Regions from separate parts of the Homo sapiens genome. Here region 2 is linked to region 1. A link is a loop called in an ENCODE intact Hi-C map of the cell type or tissue named here. Cell type or tissue: OCI-LY7. All regions are shown on one strand.

Region 1 (5,000 bases):
GATGAGTTTGGAAGAAGATCATTTAAGGACAATCAACACTATATAGTTCCGTACACACACATACACACTGCAAAAAGGAAATACTGAAAGTGAACAAGAACCCCGAGGCTGAAGTCCAGGGAGGAACTTCTGTGAGGAAGGATGGCAGCCACAGGGCACAACCCAAACTCAGGTAGGGCTCTGAATCTCTACTTTGAAGTCCAGGCCTACCAAGAAATTAAAACATAAATATAGAAAATCATATAGCAGTGGGGGAACCTGCATGGTTTTTTGTTTTTTTTTTTTTTTTGCTACAGGCTTCCTTCCTTTCTTTAACTTTAGTTGATAAATGGAGGGATTGGGCCTTCTAAATACATGTGGTAACTTGTGTACTTACCTATAACCCAACCAAAAACTGACAGAAACCAAAACATTTCAAATAGACTTCATGAAAGGCACCCTTAAACAGCAAGAGCTTGGCCGAGTGTGAGCAGAGAGCCCCTGGACTCGAGAGACCAGTCTGTGCCGTTCACTGTTGTGTCACTATCATAGGTGTCTAGTCATTATTTGCTGAATGACTGACTCAAAAAATTTCATAGATGGAGGGCAAGTTCCACCATTTCCAGCTCCTGCCTTGACCCAGAAGCTCCGTCCATGAAGCAGCACTGCAGGGTTTTGAGTGTGGCCCACGTCTGCCCTGGTGCCATCTAGTGACCCTGGGAGTCCAGATGAACTGGGTGGAGCAGCCTTCCCAGGCCCACTCATATGGGCAGACCCCTTTTTCCAGGGGGCATAGCAGGGCTGAGAAAGAGGAGGATGGCTCTGCTCTTTAGGTAATCCCTGTCTCTCTCTTCCCTCCTCTCATTTAGCACCTTTGTGTTTCTTTCTTAAGAAGTGGGCTTTTTCCATCAATGATTGACTGGATAAAGAAAATGTGGCACATATACACCATGGAATACTATGCAGCCATACAAAAGAATGAGATCATGTCCTTTGCAGGGACATGGATGAAGCTGGAAGCCATCATTCTCAGCAAACTAACACAGGAACAGAAAACCAAACACCGCATGTTCTCACTCGTAAGTGGGAGTTGAACAATGAGAACACATGGATACAGGGAGTGGAACAGCACACACCAAGGCCTGTTGGGAGTTAGGGGGCAAGGGGATGGAAAGCATTAGGACAAAGACCTAATGCACGTGGGGCTTAAAACATAGATGACGGGCTGACAGGTGCAGCAAACCACCGTGGCACATGTGACCTATGTAACAAACCTACATGTTCTGCACATGTATCCAAGAACTGAAAGTAAAATTAAAAAAAAAAAAAAGTGGGCTTTTGCTTTCTCTCTAGTTTTCTATCATGTTCAATAAGTTCCTTGCCACCAAATTCTAGAGCTTTGAAGAAAGGCCACAAAGATCCACCTTTGGATTAAAAAAAAAATCATATCTCAACAAAACACACAAATTACATGACAGATAACTTAGAGCAAATGTCCAGTATTCTAAAGAAAACAAACCAAAAGAAACAACAGGCAAAAAACACCTCTCTGATTTTGTCAAGAAACTTGTCTGAATATTTGAATGTTAGTAGCCACATTTATCCCATATTTGCAAGGCAAAAAAATAAACTATAGCAACTAAACAGAGAGAAAAGAATGGATTATGACCTGAAAGTGGCTATTGCTGCTTCATGAACTTATCAAAAGTCAAATAAGCTGGTAGTCTATTCTTTCTCATGCCTTAGCTGTAACAGAGAAGAAAACTGGCTTGGAACAAAACAATGAGAAATGGGGAGGAACACACTTTGATACACAGCTTGAAGATGCCCGTTCTGCTTCACTGTGATGACAGTGCAAAGGAAATGAGCCCGCTAAGGGTTCAGACGTCCTTCGACACCAGACTTTGCCACTTACTTGTACTTCACTTATTTGTTACTTCTTCTATTCCTTCTCTCACTCACTTGGGCATTCACCAACAAGCATTTAGTAAGCACCTGCCTCGGTTCTGCCACAGGTGTGAGGAGGGAAACAGGAGTGAATGAGAGCAAGAGGCGGCTTCAGCCACTGTAGGGACAGCACTCAGGGAGGGTGAGTTTTTTAAAGGCCCATGAAAATGTTCCAGACCTCAAAATAATTAGTTGGTTCCAAAATGAAACAGAAACTATAAAATTAAAAGTAGTAAACATTTAATTAAGTGTCTACGAAATGTACCATCTCAACTATTTATAACTCAACTCACATATATGATGATATATATTATACACGGGATCTGTGGGACAGATAGGAGATTGCGTATGTTTTAATACACTTGAAATGATGTGGGGCAGGGCTTTCAAAAGTAAAAGTCCACGAAGGTCCTCAAATGTCCCCACATGATGGGCACGATATCCCTCCTCTCCGAGGCACACACCAGCTGCCAAGATTGCCTTGTGAAATACTGAAGAAAGTCGCATCCCTGAGCCTCAATTTCTTTATGAAAACAAACAAAAACAATGGTCCTCAAGGCAGTTTTGAGAATCAAATAAAAAAAGTACATTGGAAAATATTTCACAGGCTGGCAGAGATGAAAAGTAAAATTGTTAACTCCTTACATCTTTATTCCTCCAGGTGGTGAGTGCCTCTCGCTATGTTTGATGCTACACACCTGCTGCCTGAGCAGCCCCTGAGAAGAGAAATGGACCTCTACCAGTGCCTAAAAATAAGGCTGCTTCCGTGCCCTCTGGCAGCCAACAGATGTTCACGATGGACAAATTCACACACAAACCAGGATGCTTCATGTACAGATAAAACTTGGTCCATATCATGAGACTCATATCATGAGACAAAGGTTAAAAAGGGGGGAAAAAAGCTTATTTTAGTAAAAAATGAAACCATTTTTCAATTAGTTTCAGTTCTAAGCAGACACCGTCTTCTGTTTGTCCTAAAAATGAGAAGCTGGAGACAGCTCCTCAATTCAGTTTTATTTCTCTCTTTTGTTGGCACTTTAAGAAACACCTTAATTCTCCCAGCTAGCAACAATAGTAGGTAAAAGGGGAAAATACATTCAATTCTGGGAAGAAAGGATCACATAGCACAGTGCAGAAGTATATCCTAGGAGGCCATGTGATTTTATTCTTTGTCATTTTTCTCTTTTCCCTTTTCTTCTTCATGGACAACCATTTAAGGAATGCGGGGGGAGAGGGCTGGGATGACGATGTGACCAGGTTAAAAGCAGCCCAGGACATAAAATAAAAAATTAAGGGGGGGGGGACAGTTGTAAACTTCTGAAAATAGAAACTGCCTCAAATGTGTTATTCCAGTACACCAGACCCTCCTTCTGAGTTCAAGATTCCCTTTGTGCCTCGCCACAGGATGTGTTAAGATGATATACAGTGTGTTTAAATAAAACAAGAAAACAAACCAAGAAAAATTTAGCATTATGAAGAATGAGAGTCTACTAAAAATACTCTAAAATGACTTCAAACATGAAATCACATTTAAAAAATAACTTTTTAATGACTTAGGCATAAGTGACTCAGGAACATATGGATTACATTTCCTTCAAAATGCATATGGCTTTAACAATTGGGGGAGATTTGTTTGGTTTGTAGGACACAGTTCTGAAAAGGAAAGAAGTCTGTCAAACGGGACTCACGTTTTCTGGTGCTTTCTTTGGTGACGGAGTCAATTGGCCTTAATGGCCATTACCTAAGAAACTTGGAACAGCTTCCTTGGATGTAGTTTAACTCCCTTTCCCTATTTAGGCAAAGTATTCAACACATTTATAATAAATGACTCTCCTTCACCCCTAATATCTCAAGCATCAAAAACAGGTCTACTTCCTTAAAAAAAAAAAAAAAAAAAAGGCTGAGCTGTCTTAGCCCAGAGCAAATGGCTATTGCTGCTTTGTGACAGTTGGGCACAGACTTATATACAGGGATGTTTTTCATTCTTTTAGCCCATTAGGAACTAAGGTCAAGAGAATGTCACTTTTTTTTTCTTAAAAACACAAATTTTAGACAAAGTCTGCAACAATCAGGCTCTCTGTTACCGGCCGAGCCTTCGGTTTTTATCACACCAACCTCACACTCTCACCAATGCTACTGCCACCACCACCATGACTATAAAACACCTCAGTGTTCTGACATGGGAAGAGTAGCTTCTGGTTGGTGGAGCCCATCTCACATTAGCCAGAGACAAAGCAACACCTTGTTTATCCCGGCTTGGCTTTTGGCCTGTGTCCATGACTGGTCCATACCTTGGACACATGGATGGTTAAAGAAAGAAAAAAAATCCCTTAGCATTCACAATGTTTAACTGTTTCCAAAAGGCACCCTCAAATATCATCTTCTTCCATCCTGGAGGACAGTTATGACAAGTACTGAACCCACTCCTCAGATGAGGAAATTGAGAGCTGAGGTTCAGGGAAAAGCCACATAGCAACAACTAGCCATTCTGCAAACACCGATTATACTTTCATGCCTTGGCTTCTTTTATTGTTTCCTTTGGCTAATTTTTAATAGTCACCCCCTCTAGAATGCCAACTGCCCCACTTAAAAATTCCCCATTTTCAAGGGTCAGAACAAATGGCACATGTTTCGGAGAGAGTGCGCAAACATTCAATCTCCAAGTGCGATGCTCTTTTTTGTGTGTCAAGTGGGCTAAGCCACCATCTCAGGTTATTCAATTAAACACTAATCAGGGTGCTGCTGTGAAGGCATCTGGTAGATGTGATTAAAGTCCATAATCAGCTGACTTTAAGGGAGATTATTTTAGATAATGTGGATGAGCCTGATTCAATCGGTTAAAAGGCCTTAAGAGCAGAGCTGAAACTTCCCTGAAGAAGAAGAAATTCTGCTTGTGGACTACAGCTTCAGCCAAGTGCCTGAGAGTTCCTGCTCACCCTTCCTGACGGCCTGCCCTACAGATTTTGGACTTGCCTGGTCAGCCTCCACAATCACATAGGCACTTCCTTGCAATAATAGCTCTTAATATATGTCTCCACTGGTTTTGTCTCCTGGTTGAACCTTAACTGATAAAC
Region 2 (5,000 bases), 1.7 Mb after region 1:
GAAGTACCTAGCAAAGAGGGAAGAACCCCTTATAAAACCATCACATCTTAAGAGAACTCACTCACTATCATGAGAACAGTGTGGGAGAAACTGCCCTCATGATTCAATTACCTCCACCTGGTCTCTCCCTTGACACATCAGGATTATGGGGACTATAATTCAAGATGAGATTTGGGTGGGGACGCAAAACCTAACCATATCAAGGACCTTCTTATTTGTGTGGCTTTCATAGGGTGAAAATACTTGAGAAGTATTTAATGTTACACATCAAATAAAATATTTGAAAACTGCTAGAAATCATAAAACATGAATACCTAATATTTACAGAGATTTTATGTTTCCCCGCTATTTTCATTGAGCTATTTGCACTTTATGCTTACAATATGCTTATAAAGCAAAAGGAGTCAGTGAATACAAAATTCTATTTTCCAAATGGGACAGAGCGAAGTCAGGAATTTGCCAGAGGTCAAAAACCTTGGCTAACAAAGACCTGAATAAGTGTATCTTTGCTGCCTCATCTTTGTGCTCTTCCAAACAAGTGACCTTGAAAGGGGTAATCTTCCACTGGCAGAATTTTGTGTTTAATATGTATAATGAATATTTATTGGCTTTCCAGATAGTATTTTAACAAATCAGCTCTGAGTGAGACACTTATTTACTTTACAGTGGAGATAACCTCTGCATGTGATTAATTATGACTTATAATTACAGTCTGCATATGAGTTCATTTTAGCCATGTGTCATTGAGTTATTTATTAGTAATATTGTTTTAGCCCAGCATTTCAATTAACTATACATATCATTGGTGATTTCTAATGATTCCCCAGTTTTAAAAATGAAAAATTGTGGTTTTTTGTGTATTTTAATTTACCAGATAAAACAAAAATGTTTACCAAATGATATTAGTTTATTTTGTGCAAAAGACCAATAATATCAAATACATTCATAAAAATTTGAAAAATAAGTGAAAATTCTGCACTTTGTTCAGCATTTTGAAAAGTTGTTCAGTCTCTAGCTGGAAAATGGAATCACAATGCTGGAGTCTATAACATACAAAACATAATAATAAAACATCCATTGATGTTTTGATCCAAAGTTTGCAAACACTTTTGTACATATGATGTCACTGAATCCAGACAACAATGAATAGTAGCTAATGAATGGAAAGGATCAATCTGCCCTGGTACAGTCAATTTGGGCCCCTACCATTTATGGGTGATTTTCATGGTTTAGAATGAATTTATGCAGAAATGTGAAGCCAGTATCCAGTGTTTTTAAGAAAATCTACTTCTTACATTCTGGAAAATATGTGCATAAAGTCCTTTTAATTTTCTGTCACCACTACACATCCCTTCCCACCATCACTTATGGCATTAATTGTAAAATAGCAAAATCAGTTCATGCTATTCAAACATAGAGCATAATAGTGCATTCTATCAAATGGTACAATAGTCCAGGTGATAATGTGCTAAAAAATGGAATGAGTCACTATTGAATGTTGGGAGGAATGACATTGAAAACTGGATGAGATCCAAGTCAGGCACCAGGGAAAGAACAGGTAGGCCAATGCCAGACTAATGCTAGACATGCAATATATAGCTCAGAACAAGTGAAGATCTGGAAACAGGCCAAGAGAAGGTGCTTCCAAGACTTAAGCAATGGTGAGCATCAGAGCCAGAGTCTTGAGGGCAGTGTAACATCAGAGTCAAGATGAATACATGAAGGAGAAAGGTAAAGGAATTCACAAAACTTTTGTCTATTCTCTCATAAACCTTGCCTCCTCCACTCTTCCCAGTTTCCCTTATAGTAACTAATATTCTGAGAGCTTGAATGTAGGTTTTTCTCATTCATTTTTCCAGCCCAGGCTGGCACGATCTCGGCTCACTGCAACCTCCACCTCCTGGGTTCAAGCGATTCTCCTGCCTCAGCCTCCCAAATAGCTGAGATTACAAGCATGCGCCAACATGCCCAGCTAATTTTGTATTTTTAGTAGAGACAGGGTTTCTCCATGTTGGTCAGGCTAGTCTTGAACTCCTGACCTCAGGTGATCCGCCCACCTCGGCCTCCCAAAGTGCTGGGATTACAAGCATGAACCACCATGCCCAGCCAGTATTTTCTAATTAATTAGATATAATTTCTAACAGATCTACAAATACCTATTAAAAGTAGACATACTGAGTTGAAAAACAAATGTTTTTAAAATATATTCGTAAGTATTTTTGCTAAATCACCTTCACATTATGGGAAGATTTCCTGAATATACCCTTTATAACACACTGAGTTTTATCTCTTAATTTTGGACAATCTTGACAAAATAAAAATAGGATCTCCCTATTTGTTTAATAACTACAAAGTAGAAGTTTTTTTCACTTTTATTCTGTGGGTTTTCTGTGAATAAATATTCATGTTTATTCTGTAGTGGTTTGTTTACTCACTTTTTACAAATTTTAATTGGCAAAATTGTATTTATTTATAGGGTACAATGTGATGTTTTGGTATATGTTTACTATATGGAATGGTTTCATCAGGTGAATTAATAAATCCATGACCTTAAATTATGCTCTTTTTTTGTGATAAAAACATCTCAAAATTTGAGCAATTTTGAAAACTTAAAAAATTGATGTGGAAGTGTCTGGGTTCTTATAGGAACTTTCCCTGACAGTGGTATTTGAGTGAAAGTAGTGGGTTGAGTTGGTAATCCTGGAAAACCCTGATCACAGAGAAGGGAAATCAGAGAAGAGAAGGGGCTGATAAAGGCTCTGTGTTTTAGAGGGTTTCCATCCAAAATCATCCCACCCATGGACTAGAAAGCTAGGGTATTTCCACAACAGCTCCTGTCCGTCTATAGCTAGGAACTGTTAGGGGATTGGGCATTAACTCTCTAGCACTTTCAGCCTGCCACAGGCCACCAGGGGTAAGGAGAAGTGAGTACTGGCTTCCTGCCAATATTATGAGCCAAGAAGAGTAAGTGAGTCATCCACAGTGTCTGCTACAAGGTGGATTGTTGCCTTCGTTGTTGTGAAGAAATCTTTTAATCTTGAAGGATGCTAATTCTTCATCATTTTTCTAGCAACTATTTTTCCTAACTTATATTTGTCTTTTAATTTTTATGGATATTTTCATGTACAATTTTAAAATGTCACCCTTTTCACTTACATTTTGTCCATTGTTCTTATTCTTAAATCTATTTCCCACTAGGAGATCCAATAAATATTCACCAATATTTTAACTTAGATCTCATTTTTCATATTTAGAGTTCCAAATACTATAAGAAAACATAAAACAACTGGTGTCTGTAATATTCTCACTGTAAACATTGAATACATTTGAATATATACTCATACATTTGACATTTGTTGGTTGCATAATCTAAAAGTACTCTCTCTTCTCTCTTCCTAACAGAAACTAGAATTTTCTTTGGAGAATTTTTCATCCATCATTGTGCAGCATTGGATGAACCCTAATTGTACAATCTTTACCATGGATACTGCCATGGATACTGGACCAGATAATGGTCCTTTCCAAATTGGTATATGGCATTTTCTGTGCTCACAGGGTCTGAACTGGGAGTCCCTCAATCAAGGGGAATCACAGGCATTTGTTTGATTTTCTGGTGCAACAATGCCCTCTCCACATGGGTGAAAATGAGGAAGCCATAGCTATAGTTGCTGCTTGCACCTGTCTGACAGTTACATGGTAAAGCAGCCTGAGAACTAAGCCAACACAGAGAAGAATGCCAGAATGGCAGATGAATGGATGTGGAGTCCTAACTAGATTGAGGCTGTTAGGTTTTTTCAATGTCATCATCCAATAATTCCACTTCATTGTTTAAAGCAGTTTTTGTTTCACTTCATTTACTTACAAGATACAGTTCTGATTTAATTAAATATATGTACTTTTTGTTAAGATCATATTTGATTCATTTTTAGATGGAAAGGAAAATTATTAAAGATGTTTATAACCCAATAACACATACATTATTTATGATAATAAAAGAAAACAATTACCTGATGTTAAATGTGAATGCCCTTAGTTTTCTATAGAAAGTCCTAGCAACATTTGTTCTTGTCTGTGTACAACTCCAAAGTGTTTATTTTCTGATATGGTCAGGCTTTGTGTCCCCACCCAAATCTCATCTTGAATTGTAACCCCCATAATCCCATGTGTTAATGGAGAGACAAGGTAGAGGTAATTGAAGCATGGGGGCGGTTCCCCCATGCAGTTCTTGTGATAGTGAGTGAGTTCTCACAAGATCTGATGGTTTTATAAGGGCCTCTTCTCCCTTCGCTAGGCACTTCTTGCTGCCACCTTGTGAAAAAGATGCCTTGCTTCCTCTTCGCCTTCTGCCATGCTTGTAAGTTTCCTGAGGCCTCCCCAGCCATGCTGAACTGTGAGTCAATTAAACCTCTTTCCTTTATAAATTACCCAGTCTCGGCAGTTCTTTATCATGGTATGAAAATGGAGTAATACATTTTCCTTGCAAAGATCCATCTACATATAATGGACCTTGGTAAATAAGATGATACTCTCAACTTTAATAATTATTGTGTTTTAATGAGCCATACAGATATTCAGTCAAACTGATTCATTTTACAAATAGAGAAACTGAGGCCCACTGAGGTTAAGCTATCTGTTTGCAGAACTACTCATTAAAAAAGAAAAATGATAAACCAGGCCTCTGGCTTTTCTTTTTTTTCTTTGAGTATTTTTATTTGAAAATGTTAATTCCTTGTGGACAACAAAAGTTTATGAATATTACATTATCCCTGTTGATTTAAATCTTTATTCTCAAAATATTTGTAGCTTAATCATCAATTTACTATTTTTGATATTTTTTGATATGATAGGAAATTATTCTCTATTTGGAGAATGTTGATATACAGCAATTAAGTATACCCACACTTGTCCCTGGGATTTTTTTTGTACTATAAGAAGTTTCATGACTTTTTAGTAAAGATTGCTTAAAGTTTAACAGGGAAAAAATATAATCAACTGAAAAT

Evidence for each region. A loop is a pair of places that touch in the nucleus more often than their neighbours do. Peaks named below come from ENCODE experiments on the same cell type or tissue, not always from the same donor. Only the 100,000 strongest peaks of a DNase experiment are listed, where the experiment ranks them.
Region 2: a loop joins it to region 1, with 4 times the contacts of the local background. A loop is called at or near these places in 3 of 110 quality-filtered maps.

Annotation. Positions count from the first base shown.
Region 1 is chr2:226,968,219-226,973,218 of GRCh38, reverse strand. The region is part of intron 8 of RHBDD1 (rhomboid domain containing 1); the gene reads right to left. It overlaps LOC124900533 (small nucleolar RNA SNORA48), which reads left to right and starts at 4,097; the gene lies at 4,097-4,230. It also overlaps a transcript of COL4A4 not described here. RefSeq lists an enhancer at 2,651-2,720. In OCI-LY7, a CTCF peak has its summit at 2,559; DNase peaks (open chromatin) are centred at 1,228, 1,958, 2,658 and 3,688; H3K4me3 peaks cover 3,073 bases; H3K27ac peaks cover 4,489 bases.
Region 2 is chr2:225,268,924-225,273,923 of GRCh38, reverse strand. No RefSeq gene overlaps it. Among named protein-coding and RNA genes, the nearest start is that of NYAP2, 130 kb to the left of the region's middle. In OCI-LY7, a CTCF peak has its summit at 2,889 (motif pointing right); DNase peaks (open chromatin) are centred at 2,923 and 3,673; H3K4me3 peaks cover 1,180 bases; H3K27ac peaks cover 2,707 bases.